Regions from separate parts of the Homo sapiens genome. Here region 2 is linked to region 1. Evidence: read pairs that join two places in POLR2A ChIA-PET (ENCODE). Cell type or tissue: OCI-LY7. All regions are shown on one strand. Links, peaks and the distances in the headings refer to the core of each region. The heading gives the core; the rest is flanking DNA.

Region 1 (11,675 bases), core at 3,380-11,379:
CTCCTGGTGACTGCAGGTCACACTCCCTTCTTCAGGAGTGCCATGCAGACTCTGGAACAATCTAACAGGCCAAGTGTCTCCCAGGGTGGGTTAGGGAGGAGGCTGAGCACAGGCTCAGATCCCTGGAAGTGGCAGGGAGAGAACTGAGAGAAACTTCACCCTCTGCTCGGAGGACATCCCCAGCCTAGGTCCTTGCTTCTCAAACTCTAAAGTGCTTATAGGAATCAGCTGGGGGTCTTGCTAAAATGCAGGGTCTGAGTCGGGAGGTATAGGGTGAGGCCTAGACTCTGCATTCCTAACAAGCTCCCAGGTGTCACTGCCGCTGCTGGTCCACAGACCACACTTTGAGTTGCAAGGCTCTGGTCATACATTGTGTTTGTGCACATCAGAGAAGGATGCCTCTTCTTCAACAAGGAGAAACCCCACTCCAGGGCACAAGGCAGGTGGGGCCAGCGCAGCCTGCACAGGACTTCAGCCCCCACTTGCCCCCAACACCCACAGATGAACTCGGTAGCTCTGGAGATCCTGTCTTGACCTCCTCATCCTGAAAACCCTTTGCCCAGAGTTTGACCAACCAGGCCTTGGGATACGAGCAGAATGAACAGAGTCTCTTGAGATACTGAGCGCTCAGTGATGGCCCAACAATGGCCCGACCTATCAGTTCCTTCCCAAGAGACAAGAGACCTGGGCAGGGACGAGGGAACTGGGAGCATTCTGAGCAGGGATTACTGCTCTGAGCAGTGGTCTGAGCTCTCAACATCTTAGCCTTAGGAGTAGTAAAGTGGCCACTCGTCCACGGCACACAGGATTTGGACGGCCTGGCTTTGCCTCAAGCTCTGGGGCCTCAGGTGTCTCTGGAGATGCAAACAAAGATGCAGATCAGGTGGGGTCTGGGGCACTGAGTTGGCTTGCTCCACAGATGAGGAGAAGGTGGGAGGTAGATACCTGAGGACCAAGCAGTCAAGGTTCTTCAAGCCACAGGCGTTCTCGGGAAGCAAGAGCCCCAGGCCCTCTCCTGGTAGGGGACCAACCATCCCCACTTGCTGGGTACTGTCCCAGTTTTAGCATTGAAAGTTCCATGTCCTGGGAAACCAGGACAGCTGGTCACCCTGTTGCCTGACCATACCCTAAGATGCCAGGTTGAGGGCCTCAGAAGAACCAGGTCATCAGGGCTTTGGGCGTTGGCCTGGGAGCTGGCTGGCTACAAATCCCGTGGTCCACATCGCCTTCTGCCCCCAGGAGGCCATGACAAGGCAGCCAGGCTGCTGCTGGACTGGACAGTGGTGAGGGTGGCCATCTAATCACTTTAGACAAGAGCTGCAGGTGTAACTGACTCTGCTGTTCTCTGGGCCACCTCTCCCGCAGCTCAGGAGTGATGCTAGAGGGACGGAGCACTCAGGACTTCCCACCCCGCCAATTTGTTAACTGTGGGGAATGACAGAGCTGACGTGACTTGCTCCCCATTCCCAGCCTGCTGGTCCTCGGGCTCCTACATGAATGTTCTTGCCCTGCAGCAGTGCCAGCCCATATTCCCACCACAGCTCTCCCAGGACTCCTAGTTCAGGTTCCCACCAGTCCAGGGACCACAGGACTGAAGACTGGGCCCTGCAGAGGGCCGCATCCAGGTCAGTTCTCAGGAAGCAATAAATAGATGGAGGTTGTCTTCTCTTCTCAGGGCAGCAACTGGCTCTCAGCACTAAAAACAAGGCCTCAAACCCGCAGGGGCTCAGAAAATACCTGGCAATGCCCACCTGTGCCTGCTGATCTGGAGGTAACTTGGAGGCACGTACTGCTTAAAAACCTCCAGGGAGCCCAAAGGAGGGAAAGGGTCCTGTTTTTTTCAAGTGACAAGGCTCAGAGAGGGCAGGAGATCTGCCTGAGTTTGCACAGCAGCTGTGAGTGCCGAGTCCAGGCTGCAGGCCCCACCTTGCCTCTTCCCTTGGGCATTCCAGAGCCCACTACTGCTGTAAGCTATCTATCCAGACCAGCTGCACCCCACCCACCACGTGCTGCTCGGCCCACCCGCCCCCAGCCCCCAGGCTTGGCCTCCCATGGGCCTCCCTCCCTTCCAGGGTTCCAGGCCTGTGGCCTCTGCCCCTTGCTGGGTGGGCATGAGGAGGGTGGCCTAAGGTAGGGGGGCTCTTGCGCCTTCCGGAGACATGAGCATGTCAAACTTGATGAGCGGCGGGGCGATCACGCGCACCTCGGCGTTGAGTGGGTTGAAGCGGAGGTTGATGCTGCGCAAGGCTGGCATGGCGGCCAGCTTCTCCACGGGCACATCTATTGGGGACAGAATGGACAGGTTAGAGTGGTGGAGGCCAACCAGACAGAAAAGAAGGACAATGGGCCATGAGGACTCTGAGCACCTGATGGTGAGGGGCAGCTCTCCATTGCCCACTGCACGTGGGCTCAGCTCCTGGTGCCCAGCCCTGTGCAAAGGGCCATCGGGCCCACCAGGATATAACAACCACATGGAGGAAAGCATCCTTAAAAATAAGAATCAACTGCTTCAAAAAGTTAAACGTAGGATTGCCATACAACCCAGCAATTTTACTCCTAGGTAGAACTGAAAGAATTAAAAACAGGCATTCAAACAAATAATTTTACACAAATGTTCATAGCAGCACTATTTATAATAGTCAAATGTCCACCAATAGATGAATGGATAAACAATATGATATATACTATGTTGTCCATATATATGTCCATATATATATGATATATGGAATACTATGTAGCCTTTTAAAGGAACGCAATTCCGATACAGGTTACAACATGAATGAACCTTGAAAACATTGTGCTAGGCCAGTCGTGGTGGCTCACGCCTGTAATCCCAGCACTTTGGGAGGGTGAGGCGGGTGGATCACGAGGTCAGGATTTCAAGACCTGCCTGGCCAAGCTGGTGAAACCCCATCTCTACTAAAAATACAAAAACATTAGCCGGGCATGGTGGTGGGTGCTTGTAATCCCAGCTACTTGGGAGGCTGTGGCAGAGAATTGCTTGAACCCACGAGGCGGAGGTTGCAGTGAGGGGAAATCGCACCACTGCACTCCAGCCTGGGCGACAAAGCAAAGCTCTGTCTCAAAAAAAAAAGAGAAAATATTGTGCTAAAGAAAGAAGGCAGGCACAAAAAGACAAATACCGTATGACTCCACTTATGTGAGGTACATAGAGTAGTTGAATTCATAGAAACAGAAAGTAGAACAGAGGTTCCCAGGGGCTAGGAGAAGGGGAAGTAGGGATTTATTGCTTAATAGCTACAGTTTCTGTTGGAGTGATGAAAATATTTTGGAAATAGATAGCGGTGATGGTTGCGCAACATGGTGAAAGTAATTAATGCCACTGAGCTACAGTATGCTTAAAAATGGTTAAAATCAGCCAGGCTATAGTCTCAGCTAGTCAGGAGGCTGAGGCAGGAGAATCTCTTGAGCCCAGGAGTTCAAAGTCAGGATGGGCAACATAGTGAGACCCCAGTCTCTATTTCTTTTTTTTTTTTTTTGAGACGGAGTTTCGCTCTGTCGCCCAGGCTGGAGTGCAGTGGCGCGATCTCGACTCACTGCAAGCTCCGCCTCCCAGGTTCACGCCATTCTCCTGCCTCAGCCTCCCGTGTAGCTGGGACTACAGGCGCGCGCCACCATGCCCAGCTAATTTTTTGTATTTTTAGTAGAGACGGGGTTTCACCGTGTTAGCCAGGATGGTCTCGATCTCCTGACCTCGTGATCCGCCCGTCTCGGCCTCCCAAAGTGCTGGGATTACAGGCGTGAGCCACTGCGCCCGGCCCTCTATTTCTTAAAAGAAAAAAAAAAGGTTAAAATGGCACATTTTGTTATATATATTTTATCACAATTAAAAAATAATGTAATATGCCAAAACCACCGAATTGCATATATTAAATGGGTGAATTGTATAGTATGTGTCAATAAAACTATTAAAAAACAAAGACTATTATGTGCATAAAGAATATTTTTGCCAAGAGAGAGGAAGTCGCATACAGTGGCCTATGGAAATTCTTCTTAACTATGGGAATGCCACTCTATCATGCCATCTGCTCCATCATACCCCTAAAGAGTCCCTAAAGAAGCAGACATGACTATCTTGGGTCTATCTAAGGGAGGTTAGTTACAGTTTGAATTTATCAGGACTCCTGATAATGTGCCCTACCTATATCACTGCTCCATAAGAGCTATCTGGGAAGTTCCAGACTATATTGGATCATCACTATGCTGGATCATCACTTAGAGATGGAATGTCCTCTGGAATCAAAACAAACATATCTCCTGTCCCAGCTCTAGTTTCCAAAATTTAACGTGTAGAATTTGGAAATCAAGTTTCAAGCTGTCATCCACCTAACTTACATAAGATACTAGGGCATTTTCCAACACTCATCAAAAATGCCACAGTGTAATAAATATAAAGATAGTAGTGATCTATAATTAATTCCAGGTCCAATATTCTCAGTTATAACTGAAGACGCAGCACAGCCTAGTGTCATAGACATGAAATTTAAGACAGCCCTAAGCTGATGCCCCAGCTTTACCACCTAAAAATTTGTATTACTTCCCGTACCTTGTTTTCCTAATCTTGAAAATGGACATAACTAATATTTCCTCAAACAGAATTAAATTGGGGAGCAACTGCTTAAAGGATATGGGGACTCCTTTGGGGTGACAGAAGTATTTTGGAATTAGATAGAGGTGATGATTGCACAACACTGTGAATGTCCTCAATGCCAATGAATTATACACTTTATGTGGTTAATTTAAGTGGTTAATTTTATGTTATGTGAATTTCGCCTCAGTTTTTTTTTTAAAGGACCAGAATAAGGCAGCAGCTATACTAACACTTGGTAACCTGTTATAGTTCCTCCCACCTAACCTTTAGGATCACTCAGACAACACTAGGACGCTTGCCCTCGACGCGTGCCCTGTGCAAGCTGAGGCTCTGGCTGCATCCGCTCTTCCCCGATCCAATTCCGTGAGCAGCCGGATCCCAGAAAACCTCCCACCCTAGCACAGGACGGGGCCAGACCTCATCCCATGCAGTCCGACACAACCTCAGGCCGATAGTGATGGCAAGAGCCAGCTCCTGTCCTCTCCTAGGCACAAAATATTGCCCACGGTTGGGGGCTTTTTGTTTTTGTGGTTGTTTTGTGTTTAATTTTAGAACACACTAATGGATATTATACACATATTTTACTTTAGGCAAATGGTACTGTGCTATATAGATATCAGGCCACTTCTTTATATATATATATATATATATATATATATATATATATTTTACTAAGCACCAATAACAATCTTTTTTAAATATTATTTTTAATTTTTAATTGTGGTAAAATACAAATAAATTTACCATACTAACCATTTTTAGGTGTACAGTTCAGCAGCATGGACACATTCACATTGTTTTACAACCAATCTCCAGAACTCGATCTTGCAAAACTGAAACTCTATACCCATTTAAACAAAAACTCCCCATCCCTCCCTCCTCCCAGCACCTGGCAACCACCATGAATTTGACTACTCTAGGTACCTCATATAAGTGGACTCATATAGTATTTGCCTTTTTGTGACGGGCTTATGCCACTGAGCATAATGTCCTCAAGGCTCATCCACATTATGGCACGTGGCATTGATAATGCAGGATTATTCAGCCTTAAAAAGGAAGAAATGCCAGCCACGGTGGCTCACACCGGTAATCCCAGCACTTTGGGAGGCGAAGGCAGGTGGATCACCTGAGGTCAGGAGTTCGAGACCAGCCTGACCAACACAGTGAAACCCTGTCTCTACTAAATACAAAAAATTAGCCGGGTGTGGTGGCACATGCCTGTAATCCCAGCTACTTGGGAGGCTGAGGCAGGAGAATCTCTTGAACCTGGGAGGTGGAGGTTGCAGTGAGCCGAGATCACACCACTGCACTCCAGCCTGGGCAACAAGAGCGAAACTCTATCTAAATAAATAAATAATAAAAAGGAAGAAACTTCAGACCCATGTCATAACGTGAATGAACCTTGAGGTTCACCTGTCCATGGTCACTTGGGTTGTTCCCATCGCTTGGCTATGATGAACAATGCTGCTAAGAACATGAGTGCGCCAATATCTCTTCGAGACCCTGCTTTCCATTCTTCTGGGTATATATGTGATGTATACCCAGATGTATGAGACCCCCACCCAGATAAAAATAGAAAACATTTCAAGAACCCCCAAAAGGGTTCCCTTGTGCCCCTTTCCAGTTTATACCCTCTGATCTTCTTCATCATTAATTTAGTCTATTCCTGAACTTCATATAAATGGAACCACATAGCATGGGCCACGTTTTTATTCAAATGTCTTTAGGACTTTCAGTTTCAGAAGTCTTAAATTTTTTTACTCAGAAAAGTTGAATATTATTGTCTTAAGTCTCTTCCCCCCTCCTTTTTTCCTTTGGAAATAATTTCAAATGTATAAAATGTTGCAAAACTAAAAATAAAAACTAGCAAAAATACCAGATGACCATTAGCTAGATTTGCCAATTTTTTTTTTTTTTTGAGATGGAGTCTCGCTCTGTCACCCAGGCTGGAGTGCAGTGGCGTGATCTCGGCTCACTGCAAGCTCCGCCTCCCGGGTTCACGCCATTCTCCTGCCTCAGCCTCCCAAGTAGCTGGGACTACAGGTGCCCGCCACCACGCCCGGCTAATTTTTTATATTTTTAGTAGAGACGGGATTTCACCGTGTTAGCCAGGATGGTCTCAATCTCCTGACCTTGTGATCTGCCCACCTCTGCCTCCCAAAGTGCTGGGATTCCAAGGCGTGAGCCACTGCGCCCGACCTAGATTCGCCAATTGTTATCATTTTATCCTATTTGCTCTATCATTTGTGCATGCATTTTCTGTCTCTCTCTCTCTCTCTCTCTCTCTCCCCCACCCCACACACACACACGCTTTTTTTCTGAATCATTTGAGTGTACCATACATACGTCATGGCCCTCAGTGTATATTTCCTAGGAATTGGGACATTCTCTTACATAACCACAGTGCAGTTAAGGGTTCCAGGTATTCACATTGATAGAATGTGTATCTAACCCATGGCCCACAGTTCAGTGTGGTCAGGTGCCCTAACATCCTGTACAGCACTTCCCCCTCTAGTACCAGAGCCAGTCTGGAATCAAGGATTGCATTTACTTCTAACTCTTTGGGCCCCTTTGTCTTTTATGACATTGATATTGGAGGAGTAGTGCACTGCCCCCTTCCCTTTTTAAAAGTTCCTCATTTTGTGTTTGTCTGGTGTTTCTTCACGATTCAACCGAGACTTCGCATCCTCAGCTGAAGACTGCACAGGTGCATGTCCTTCCTGGGGTATCACATCAGAGGCACACCAAATTCATTTCTATTGTTACTTTTGATCACTTGATCAATGTGTAACTTGCTTTCTCCACTATATAATTACTATTGTGTGTTTTTTTTCTCCCTTGCATCTAACAAGAAGTCTGTGGGGACACATCTTAAGAGCGTGCAAATATCCTAAATGTTGGTTCTCACCAACATTTAGCATTCATCACCCTTAGACTTAGCATCCACTAAAGATTCTTACCTGACCTGATCTTTATGATGGCTGCAAAATGATTTCCTAATGTCAACAGTCCTCAGTATTCTACTTCTCTTCCATGTATCTATTATCAATATAGACTCCTATGTTTCTAGTGATTTACAATTCATTATTGGACTTCATTATTCTGATGCTCAAATTGTCCAGATTTGACCACTGGGAGCCCCTTTGGCCTGGCTCCTGTATCTTTTGACATGGCTCCAGCACTTTTTGGATGCACTGCCTGAATTTCTAGGAAGACACGTCTTGAGCCTTCCCTGTTCCCAGCCCTGGAATCAGCCACTTCTCCAAGAAGTCCTGGTTCCTTTCAATGGGGAAGAGTATTAGTGCCCAATAGTAAGTGTGACTGACTAAGCCGTGTTTTACATTCCATCCACGAGGACTGTGTACATCGAATCCATCTGCTTTTGACTGCTGCTTAGTATACCATGCTGTGCACCCACCACACTGTACCTCTCTACTCTGCCAGCAATGACACCCAAGTGGCCTCTATCTGTCCTTAGGAGCCAATGTGGGAAAGTCTTTGGATATATGCCCAGGAGCAAGACTGATTGCTCTGTCAATGAATATGTGTATATACCTCCACTAACTGCTCTCTAGAATTCCTGTTGAATCTCCCAGGAGCTTCCTATCCTGCACCCCCAACAAAGGCTTTCAAAGAGGCTGCTGACCCGTCCTGAGAGAAAGAGCTTCCTGGAGATGTTCTCAAATTGCTTCTAGAATCTTCCAGGCCTCCTTGTTCTGCTGTGGGTCACAGCATAGAACAAATCTATCCCTTCTTGTCCATGACACTGCTGAAGCCTGGAGCTTAGAAAACACCACCACCTTATTTAGGCAAAGGCCCCCAGATCCTTCGCTTCACATGATAGTTGAGAGTGGGTGGGTAGTGGTTATTAAGATAAACAAGCTCTGGAGTCAGAAGGATACGCCCGGCTTTCCAGTGACTGTGGTGCCTCAGGCAGGATCCCTGCACCTGAGCTTTCTCATCTGTAAAATGGAGTCATACTGCTCACCTTGCAGGGAGGTCCCAGAAGTCGACAAGATGCCTGCATGCAGTACAACAGCACAGTGCTCCAGCAACATGTGTCCAGCTAGTGCAGGTTCCCTGCTCCCTGTCACTGGTCTGGGGCCTGCATCCGCTGAGCAGCAGCCCAGATGCCTGGGGATAAGCCCACAGAGTTTGGCCAGCAGAGTCTCAGCCTGAGTTCACCACCCAGATAACCCAGATGTCGGCTCACATAGAAAGGAACAAGGGTTGAGCCTCAGATGTCTCCTAAAAGCACTATGGCTCCCGGAGCCCCTCACCACCACTCATAGAAGGCCAAAGCCCCAGATTTGGCCTCCGCTGAGAGCACCAACAAGAAAGTTCCTGGACATACTGATATTCATAGGCCATTGACAAGAAGCTGTACAGATCATGGCAGAGAGACCACAGGAGGTAGGAGGGTCCTGAAAGTTGCGAAAACCCAGGCTCAGTGGGAGGAAGTAATTTTGCCTGGGGTCACCCAGCCAGTGGGTAGCAAGGCTGACACCGAGACGGAGAAGACTCTTGACCACAGAGAAGCGCTATGCAGGAGTCCCCGGGCCCCGTAAACTGGCAGCCAGGTTCCCTAACGGGAGGAGCTTGCCTACCCTTAGACTCTGGGGTGACCTGGCCTCTCAGTTCCCTGAAGGCAGGCTCTGCGTATGAGACCAGGGGCCCAGTCCACGGCCTTGAATGCTGGGGGACACAGGAATTGCTTACTCCAGGAGCTGTGTCCCCAATAAGAAGACTGGCTATAGGGCAGCCGGGGTTGGGGGGTGTGGCAGGGAGGGGCTGGTCATCACCTGCCTGGAGCAGGAACCATGTGACAGGCGAGCGAGCCAGCAAGGAGGGGTGGGAGAGGCCAGGAGTCCATGGCAAATGGAGGCTCAGACAGGAAAAGACGCAGAGACAGGCTGTTTTCAGAAGGCAGGGTTATAAGCAGACGTGACTCCTCGGAGAAGAGGAAAAGAAAGAACAAGTGCTAGGAGTGCCCACTCACCTCCTTCGCTTTCTCTGGAGCTCATGTGGGTACAAATGTCATACCACACAGCTGCCAGCAGCCTGGCCTCGCTCGTCCCAGCCTCTTGCTGGGTGTGGGGGCTAAAGAAAGGTGCTGCCTATGGTAGTTCTTGAGTCTCTTCTTTCAAGCAGGGCCCCCATTTTCCCTATTAATAATGGCTGGGAAGAAAAGGGCTAATTCCTTGGACTCTTGCACATCTTCATATTCAGGAGTTCTGTTGCAGCCATTCCCCAGCGGCACAGCCAGCAGCGTGGGCAGGGGTACAGATGCCATCCCCTCTGCCCCTGATCACCCAGAGTAAGAAAGACCCCTCGCACTTGGCTTTTATTTCATGGGGCATCAAACTCCATTGGACACAGGAGGAAATCAAGGCGCAAGGAGGTGTAGCACCTTTGTCTAAATGGGCCCAGCAAAGCAGGCTGCTTCTGGGAACTGATGTTTGAGGCCCTATGCTAGACAGTTCCTCACAATGACCCATTTCTCAGGTAAGAAAACTTGATTCTCAGTTTCTTGATGCCCAAGGTTGCCACGCCAGTAAGTGGTGGAGGCAGGACAGTTCCTGATCCCAGAGCCCATACACTTCAACACACAACGCAGAGGGGCAAGGCCAAGGCCAGAACCTGGTCTCCTTGCACTGGCCCCCGGCCCCCAGAAGATAACAATGACAGGCAAGTTTCACTGAGCGATTCAGTAAGGACTGAAGCCCGGGCTAAGAGATCACAACCTCAGTTGTCAAGATATTCCCACTTGAGAAATGGTGGCTCAGAGCTGCTGTCACCCCTTCTCCCCATCCGCTACTGAAGACCACTGATCCTTCCCCAGTTTCTCCAGAGGAGGCTGAACAGGAGCTTGCTAAGGACCCTCCCTACTCTGGACTCCCGTGTCTCCTCTGTCCCTCACCTGGGAAGGCCAGTGGCCCACACAGTGGCTAGTACTTCTGAGGATGGGGGGGTCCCCCTGTCATGCTGCTGCCACAGGCTTGCTGGGCATGGCAGGAAGACCCACTGCAGCCCAGCCCCGGAACACATCCCCACGACTCCAGGCCTAGTGGGAGCGGCACTGCCGGGGTCTCGGCTTGCTGTTTCCACGTCTGCCACAGAGCTGGCCTCTCCAGGGTCTGTGGCATTCTCTGAACCACCCTACTGAAGGCCAGTAATAGCTTTCACAGGCACAGAGCAGGGATTAGGTATAGCTCTTTCCCCTAATTTAACCGCAAAAGTCATTTGAGCAGCTTAGAGGAAGGAGCGATGGGACCATCAAACATGCCAAAGCTGGCAGAACCAACACATCAGAGCAGTCAAACTCGCAAGTGACAAGCCCAAGAAGGCAACTGGGAGTTTCTGGATAAAGCTGAAAGATCATTTATGCTCACAGCATCCTGACAAGAGAGGGAGATAGCTGGAGGCTGCAGAGGAGAATATGAAATGACCTGCATTTTGTGGATGGGGAAACTGAGGCTTGGAGAGGTTAAATAAATGTCCTGAGGCTAGACAGCCCAGTGGTCTCTGGACTTTGTTGTGGAGAGGAAAGGGACCTCCGCTTTGCCTTCAATACCATGGGCCATGCTCCCATCACCACTCACCACGTCCTGCTGCTCCTCAAATCCCAGCTCAAGGGCGGCTTCCTTTGCCACTCCCCTGCATCCCCCTCCAAACTCTCTGAACATTTTCTTTATACACACTCGTATCATGCACCATGCCCTGCAACCTGTGAATATGTCTGTTCACTCCTGTAAATGTGACACAAAGCACAGTGCTCACGGGTGCTCCATATCTGTTGGATGAATGAATGTCTAACCTTTTGAACTAGACCATGAGTCCCTTCAGGCTGAGACCACCCTGAGCTGGGCAAACAGCAGAATCGCCATCAATGCTGCTTAATCAACTCTGTGACTACAGCTACACTCAAGAGTTGGGGCCCATTCCCTGGCCTCACCCATTCTGTGCACATTTGCCAGTCAGGGCCAGGCCTCTGTGGACCAACGCTATGATAAGACACGTATCCTAGTCTTCCCCTTTGACACTAGTAATCTAATTTAGAAAA
Region 2 (8,695 bases), core at 696-8,695, 140 kb before region 1:
TCAGAGTTTCCGCTTTTTTTGAAAAACTGCAACATCTGGCAATCCCATGCCTACTTATCCACGTGACAATTATCAGCAGGAACTAAGCAGTGGCTGCCCCTTCAGATGATGTCTGAACACTTTTGCTTGACAAAATTTCCCTGCTGTCTTACAGTCAGCCAATTTTACTCACTTAAATGACTTGCCTTGCCCCTGGGGCCAAGTCTAGTTTGCAACCTCTGAGTTAAAACATCAGGATACAAATTACTTGTCCATGTAACTTTAGTCCCAGTTAGTTTCTAGCCAACTTGTGTGTAGGCGTCTTGACACATTCCTCTGCTCAGCCCTTAGGGAGACTAGGCCTGACAAGTGGTTCAAGGCCCCAGGCCAGTTATCTCAACCTACCATATTTAACCCAGCATGCCTTATAAATATTACTTGGTTTTTTGCTTGTGACATGAAACGATAAAGGCTGGGAAGCAGTGATTTAATTGTACTATCATTTCTAAGCCATTAATTTCTAGCCCTTGCAATAGAATGAATAACGAACCATCTCTACATCAGTTAATAATGGTTACCTTTAAAGAGTGGAGCTAGGAAAAAGAGGTTGAAGGAACTTTCCATTTTACTTTCCGTAGTTCTATACTGATTTTGTTACATCGAACTTGCTCTCCTTTTATAAGTTAAAATTTTTAAGTTATACAAAAAAAAAAAAAGGAAACCTCCAGATGTACAGTACTTTAGTAACTTTTATAAAATGGTGGCTAGGTTATTATGTAAAAGTGTTTTTGTTAAGTAGATTTTCCTCAGTCAAATAAACAAAACTAATTACATCAATACATTTCCCTTCTTACTTTTAACAAAACCTGAAACCTAAATTTATCACACCAAACAATCTACAATTCCCAGTTCAGGTATATAAAACCATCTGGCGTCTGGTCCTTCTACATTCTCCAGATGGTCTAGGTTCAGTCTTATCTTGCTCTGAATTTAAATTTGTAAGCAGTTACAAATCCTTTTGTGGAAGCAGCAGAAAGGACACCATATACCCATTCTTACCCAAATGAAAAAAATACAAGCTCCTTACAGAAAAAAAGGAAACAAAATCATTTCTAATCCCTCTATCAAAACACACCCCTTGTCAATATTTTGATATTTTCTTCCAGCCTCTTTTCTTTACTGGTATTTTATGTGATTATGATCATAATATACATGATTTTTCAGGGCATAAATATTAAATAAATTAATTAAAATGTAATTATATGTTAATGAAATCACTGACTATAAAATTATTAGGCTTAACAACTAGAAATGACCAATGTTATATTTTACTATACATTTTTTAAAAACTGTATTAGGCTGGGCACAGTGGCTCACGCCCATAATCCCAGCACTTTGGGAGGCTGAGGCAGGTGGATCACCTGAGCTCAGGAGTTGAAGACCAGCCTGGGCAACATGGCGGAAACCCAGTCTCTACAAAAAACAGGTGGGAGGATTGCTTGAGCCCAGGAAGTAGAGGTTGCAGTATGCCAAAATTGTGCCACTGCACTCCAGCCTGGGCAACAGAGCAAGACCCCATCTCAAAAAAAAGAAAAAAACGGTATTAGCTCAACCTAATGTTTCAAAACAAGACTTCTCCACTCAGTGTAATAACAAGTAAGTAAATCTGACAGAATCTCAATAGTTCCTTTTCCCTACTTTCCCAGAATATTTATTCTCACATCTTAAATGTTTTACTCCTATACCTACGGTCTTGTCAAATGTGAACTGAGTGCCCATCAGACAAAGATGACACTCTGTATGTCTCTAAACACCTGATAGGAATCTGGAAACCAAAGACATAGCCTGAGTAGGCAAAAAGCACTTCTGAGGAAAGCAAAAAGGTAGAAGGAAATGTTCCACCAACTGTCTGAAATGGATAGAATATACAAAATATCAACTTGTATCAGAGTAATCACACATAGTCACTGTATTACTTTTGCAACTTTTGACAAGTCTGAAATTACTTATAAATATTTAATTTCCTACATACTTTCACTCCATTGAATAAAGGATGCAAAAATGACTTCATAACTAGATATATGATACCGTATACCTGGTCAAGATGAAAAAAATGGTATAAAAGAGATTATCAGGACAACTGACCAAAAAAAAAAGGAAATACAGAGTGGATAAAAATAAAACTTCCTGGATTTGATAACTATTATGATTATATACAAGGAAATATCTTTGTTCTTAGAAAATGGCACTAAAGTATTAAAGAGTAAAGGGGCATGATATGCTCACCAACACTTCATTAAAAACAAGCATTAATATGTATTATATAAAGAAGAGGCACTAAAGTATTAAAGAGTAAAGGGGCATGATATGCTCACAAACAGTTCATAAAAAATAAGCATTAATATGTATTATGTAGGGAGGAGGAGACTAACAAATTTGAGCAAAAGGTATAGAAGAAAATATACTGGCTTAGGGCAAGCCTAGTTAAAATGATGAAATAATTACTCTTGTTGAAGCAATACATATATCTTTTAACATATTTTCCAGTTACAAGGTAAATTACATTAATAAGTAAAAATGTAGTAAAGATTAAAATGGCAAGATGCTGTCCTGCTTTGTAAAAATTTTCAGTCAAGATTTGAGTTGAGTTTGGCTATATCAGGCAAATACTTAAAAGTTCATGAATAGTTATACATTATGGCTAACTTTATCCCAGCTCAATAGGGTAATATTGAAGGGGACTTCTGTGTATTATTTAATGCAACTTTTGACAAGTTTGAAATTACTTAAAAAAATAAATGAATAAAACAACTTCACTAAAGTAATAAGATCCTAATTCTAAAATGTAAGTAATTTAAAAGGTAAAAATGACACACTGCTTTTAAAAGGAGCTGGGAGGCACAAAAAAAATAAGTCAATAAACATGCTTTCCACTGAGTCATCACTTACCTTGCTCGTGCCCACCAAGATCAAAAGTTGTAAAGGTCATTCCAGCAATTGTTAGCTCTTCTGATGCTGAAAAATTGTTTAAAAAGAAGAAAAAAACTTGTCAACTCAACAACCCCCAACTACTAGTACTATAAGCCAATATCAATGCTTTCATCTTGTAAAGAAAAAGATACAAGAAGTTGAGTGTGGTGGTACCCGCCTGTAGTTCCAGCTACTCAGGAGGCTGAGGGCAGGAGGATAATCTGAGCCCAGGATTTTTGAGACCAGCCCAGGCAACGCCCCACTCCCAACAAAGAAAAGGAATACAAGGGTGAAATGTTCTTAAACTATTCTAAAAGCCAAAGGTTTCTTTTCTTCCAAGCTATTTTCCACTTCTTAGAAGTAGGTATAGGAGAGGTGTCCCTTTACAGGACCAGTGACAACAGATAATGACAAAGTTCCAGAGGTTTAGATCTGAAAGTACATAACCTGAGTGTGTCTTACAGGGAACTTTCTCGTATGAGTTGGCTTTTGGGACTTCAGTTAATAAAAGAACTCCACCAACTAGGGATTCATCCTCCACGCCTAACACTGACCTTTAAAGATCAAAAGGTCACCTGATATTTTCAAACCTACTCGGATGTAGTGTTGGAACATGTTGGCCCAATCTGTCATCTTTGAGCATGTGAAGAAGAGTGGTTTTGCCTGCATTATCCAAACCTAAGAATACAAGTTTTCCAGATTTCTTGTACAGTCCTAAAAGAGAAAAAAATTGTTAACACATTTGCTCTCTACAGACCAAAGCCTATTTGTAGTTAAATTACTGAGGGAAAGGCACAAACTTTGAAACCTGTATTTCAAGGAAATGGCTTTACCTAGGAACTGGAGCACACTGCTGAAGCCATTGTAGATCCACTCAAAGATGAAAGACATTATTAATGCTTACTACCTGTATAAAATATGAAAGTAGCAAACATTAGCTTTCTGAATGACAGTACAATTGTGGAGAGGTTAACTCTTGTTCCCTAGCCATGATGCACATTTATAGTCTCTTGTTTTCGGGAATAAGAAAGCAGGCCAGGCATGGTGGCTCACACCTGGAATCCCAGCATTTGGGAAAGCCAAGGCAGGCGGATCACTTGAGCCCAGGAGTTCACAACTGGCCTGGGCAAGAAAGCTGGACTCAATCTCTACAAATAACTAAAAAAATAGCTGGACATAATGACACACACCAAGAGTCCCAGCTACTCAGGAGGGTGAGACAGAAGAATTACTTGAACCCAGGGGTTTGAGGCTGCAGTGAGGCATGACGGTGCCACTGCACTCACTTGGGCAACAGAGGGAGACTCTGATAAAAAAGACAGGACAGGACAGGAGAAAGGAAAGGGAAGGGAAAGGGAAAGGGAAAGGGAAAAGGAAAGGGAAAGGGAAAGGGAAAGGGAAAGGAAAGGAAAGGAAAAGAAAAGAAAAGAGAGGGGAGGGGAGGCGGGGCAGGGGAGGAGGGGGAGGGGAGGAGGGGAAGGGGAGGAGGGGATGGAAGGGGAGGGGAGGAAGCAAAGTAAAGAGAAACTAATATTCTTTCTTGACACAGATTTTGCAATCTGGAGGAGAGTCTAGAATCCTTATATGTGCAAAAATAACTTGTTTCCTAATAGTTTTTGATCTATGATACTCAGAGAACTAGGAGTTAAAAATATAAAGGCATACCTCATTTGATGATACTTTGTGGATCCTGAGGTTTTCTGGTTTTTTTACAAATTGAAGGTTGGAAGCAGCCCTGAGTTGAGTAAGTGTATCAGTACCATCTTCTAACAGCATGTGCTCCCTTCATGTCTCTATGTTACATTTTGGTAATTCTCACACAATATTTCAAACTTTTTCATTATTCTTATATCTGTCATCATGATCTATGATCAGTGATCTTTGGTATTACTAGTATAATTGTTTTGTTGTGCCACAAACCACAACCATAGAAGACAGCAAACTTGACTTCCTCCACAGTCCTGCCCCCACCCCAAGCCTCCCTATTCTCCAAGTGAAAGTAACAGGTCTCTCCCTTGAAAGCAAAAGTTAGAAATGATTAAGCTTAGTGACGAAGACACATCAAAACCTGAGATAAGCCAGAAGCTAGGCCTCTTGCACTCAACAGTTACCCAAATTGCAAATGCAAAGGAAAAGTTCTTGAAGAAAATTAAAAGTGCTACTCCAGCAAACCCATGAACGTCAAGAAAATGAAACAGCCTTATTGCTGATAAAAAATAATAATAAAATAAAAACACGAGGTAAAAAAGCAAGTGCTGATGTAGAAGCTGCAGCAAGATAACTGATGAAGGTGGGTGGCTACACTAAACAACACATTTTCAATGTAGGCAAAACAGCCTTCTATTTGAAAAGCCATCTAGGACTTTCATAGCTAGAGGGGAGATGTCATTGCTTGGCTTCAAAGCTTCAAGGGGCAAGCTGACTCTCTTGTTATGGGCTAATGCAAGGTGACTTTACGTTGAGGCCAATATTCATTTACCATTCTGAAAATCCTAGGACCCATACTCATTTACCATTCTGAAAATCCTAGGACCCATACTCATTTACCATTTTGAAAATCCTAGGGCCCTGAAGAATGACACTAAATCAGTCCAAGTGGAGCAAGTGAGCGAGCAGAGTGGTTGTGTGGTTGCGTCTCGGAAACCAGTAGCACTTGCAGCATGGCTGACCAACTGACTGAGGAGCAGATTGTAGAATTCAAAGAAGTTTTTTCACTATTTGACAAAGATGGTGATGGAACTATAACAACAAAGAAACTAGGAACTGTAATGAGGTCTCAGGCAGAATCCCACAGAAGCAGAGTTACAGGACATGATTAATGAAGTAGATGCTGATGGTAATGGCACAATTGACTTCCCTGAATTTCTGACAATGATGGCAAGAAAAATGAAAGACACAGACAGTGAAGAAGAAATTAGAGAAACATTCTGTGTGTTTGATAAGGATGGCAATGGCTATATTAGTGGTGTAGAACTTCACCATGTGATGACAAACCTTGGAGTGAAGTTAACAGATGAAGAAGTTGATTAAATGATCAGGGAAGCAGATCCTGATGGTGATGGTCAAGTAAACTATGAGTTTGTACAAATGATGACAGCATAATGAAGACCTTGTACAGAATGTGTTAAATTTCTTGCACAAAACTGTTTATTTGCCTTTTGTTTGTAACTTATCTGTAAAAGGCTTCTCCCTACTGTCAAAAAAAAATATGCATGTATGGTAATCAGGACTTCATTCCTCCATGTGTTCTTCCCTTACTGTCATTGCCCTGAAACCTTATTTTAGAAAACTGATGAAGTAACATGTTGCCTGTGGCTTACTCCGGATATATCTAAGCCCTTCTGCACATCTAAACTTAGGTGGAGTTGGTCAAATAAGGGAACATCCGGGTTATGCCTTTTTTTAAAGTAGTTTTCTTTAGGAACTGTCAGCATGGTGTTGAAGTATGGAGTTGTAACTCTGTGTGGACTACGGACAGCCAACAATATGTACTTAAAAGTTGCACTACTGCAGAATGGGTGTATTATCCAGGTACTCCCAGGTACCTCACACACTGTTTTTTCTGTACTGCTGGTCCTGTACCAGAAACATTTTCTTTTACTGTTACTTGCTTTTTAAACTTTGTTTAGCCACTTAAAGAAAATGTGCTTATGGCACAATTTGCCTCAAATCCATTCCAAGTTGTGTATTTGTTTTCCAATTAAAAAAATTACAATTAAAAAAAGAATTATACTAAATCTACTCTGCCTACCACACATCTGTTTACAGCATGGTTTACTAAGTATTTTAAGCCCACTGTGAAGACCTATTGCTCAGAAAAAAAGATTTGAAGATATTACTGCTCATTGACAACGCACCTGGTCACCCATGGGCTTTGATGGAGGTGCAGAAAGAAGTTAATGTTGTTTTAATGTCTACTAACAACATCCATTCTGCTTCCCATGGATCAAGGAGTATTTTCGATTTGCCAGTCTTTCATTTAAGAAATATATTTCCTTTGGGAGGCCGAGGCGGGCGGATCACGAGGTCAGGAGATCGAGACCATCCCGGCTAAAACGGTGAAACCCCGTCTCTACTAAAAATACAAAAAATTAGCCGGGCGTAGTGGCGGGCGCCTGTGGTCCCAGCTACTTGGGAGGCTGAGGCAGGAGAATGGCGTGAACCCGGGAGGCGGAGCTTGCAGTGAGCCGAGATCCCGCCACTGCACTCCAGCCTGGGCGACAGAGCGAGACTCCGTCTCAAAAAAAAAAAAAAAAAAAAAGAAATATATTTCACAAAGCCATCAATGCCATAGACTGATTTCTCTGCTGGATCTGGGCAAAGTAAACTGAAAACCTCCTGGAAAGGAGTCACCATTCTAGGTACCAGTAAGAACAGTTATGATTCACGGGAAGAGGTCAAAATATCAATATTAACAGGAGTTAGGAAGACAGTGATTCCAACCCTCGTGGAAAACTTTGAGGGGTTCGAGACTTTGGAGGAAGAAGTAACCTTAGATGTGGTAGAAACAGCAAGAGAACTAGAATTAGAAGTAGAGCCTGAAGATGTGACAACTGCTGTAATTTCATGATCAAACTAATGGATAAAGAGATGCTTCTTATGGATAAGCAAAAAAAGTGGTTTTTTTGAGATGGAATCTAGTCCTGGTGAAGATGCTATGAATACTGTTGAAATGACACCAACAATTTAGAAAATTACAAAAACTTACTTGAGTTTACATAAACTTACTTGAGCAGCAGCAGGGTTTAAGAGGACTGGTTCCAATTTTGAAATAAATTCTGCTTTGGGTAAAATGCTATCAAACAGCATTGCATGCTACAGAGAAATCTTTCTTGAAAACAAGCATTAACTGATGCAACAAACTTCCTTGTTGTCTTATTTTAAGAAACTGCCACAGCCATCCCAACCTTTAGCAATCATCAACCTGATCAGTCAACAGCTATCAACGTGGAGTAACATGGAGGTAAGATCCCCAACCAGCAAAGAGGTTATGACTCGCAGAAGGCTCCGATGCTTGTTAGCATTTTTTAGCCATAAAGTATTTTTTAAATAAGGTACGTATTTTCTAAGACGTAATGCTACTGTACACTTAACAGACTACAGTATAGTGTAAACGTAACTTTTATGTGCACTAGGAAACCAAAATATTCGTGTTACTTGCTTTACTGTACTTGTTTTATTTCAGTAGTCTGGAACTAAACTCACAGTATATCCGAGGTATGCCTACACTTTCTTTTACTGTGTGACTTACTCCTCCAGGCAGCGGTTCATTCACATTCCCTAGACATACGACTGCTGTCATCCAGTGAAGAACAACTCTAGGAAATCAGTCTTATCAATAATGTGAATCAGAATGCCACTTAGATGCACTAAATAGAAAATAAGAATGAAAAGCACATTGATTTGAATGAAAAACATATTAATCTATCCTGTAAACAACTCTAAAAAACAAAAGTCACCCAAAATTCTACTGGCCAGCACCACTTGCCCTGCTCCATTTACCAATGTTATCTCAATATTTAATCATTTTTGCAGACACGGGTCTCAATTTATAAAAAGAAATGACATCACTATTTTAGAGAACCATTAAGGGATAAGAAGAGAATCTTTTCATACATGAATAATCACACCCAAACTCATTTTACAAATAGATTTTCTTAAAATAAGAATACTTATTCAGGCCGGGCCCCCGTGGCTCACACCTGTAATCCCAGCATTTTGCAAGGCTGAGGTGGGGGATTCCTCC

What was found. Peaks named below come from ENCODE experiments on the same cell type or tissue, not always from the same donor. Only the 100,000 strongest peaks of a DNase experiment are listed, where the experiment ranks them.
Region 2: POLR2A ChIA-PET joins it to region 1 with 9 read pairs; 4 of 35 experiments call an interaction of 5 or more read pairs at or near these places.

Annotation. Positions count from the first base shown.
Region 1 is chr10:70,299,229-70,310,903 of GRCh38, forward strand. It overlaps LRRC20 (leucine rich repeat containing 20), which reads right to left. Exons shown (of 5, transcript NM_001278212.2): 5 at 1-2,280. The coding sequence ends at 2,126. Among named protein-coding and RNA genes, the nearest start is that of NPFFR1, 21 kb to the left of the region's middle. In OCI-LY7, for the core only: no CTCF peak of the experiment used is centred there; a DNase peak (open chromatin) is centred at 7,283; H3K4me3 peaks cover 916 bases; H3K27ac peaks cover 2,389 bases.
Region 2 is chr10:70,158,076-70,166,770 of GRCh38, forward strand. It overlaps SAR1A (secretion associated Ras related GTPase 1A), which reads right to left. Exons shown (of 7, transcript NM_020150.5): 2 at 3,783-3,856; 3 at 3,544-3,663; 4 at 2,929-2,994. The coding sequence starts at 3,840. It also overlaps the pseudogene CALM2P2. Among named protein-coding and RNA genes, the nearest start is that of SAR1A, 8.1 kb to the right of the region's middle. RefSeq lists an enhancer at 6,316-6,395. In OCI-LY7, for the core only: no CTCF peak of the experiment used is centred there; no DNase peak of the experiment used is centred there.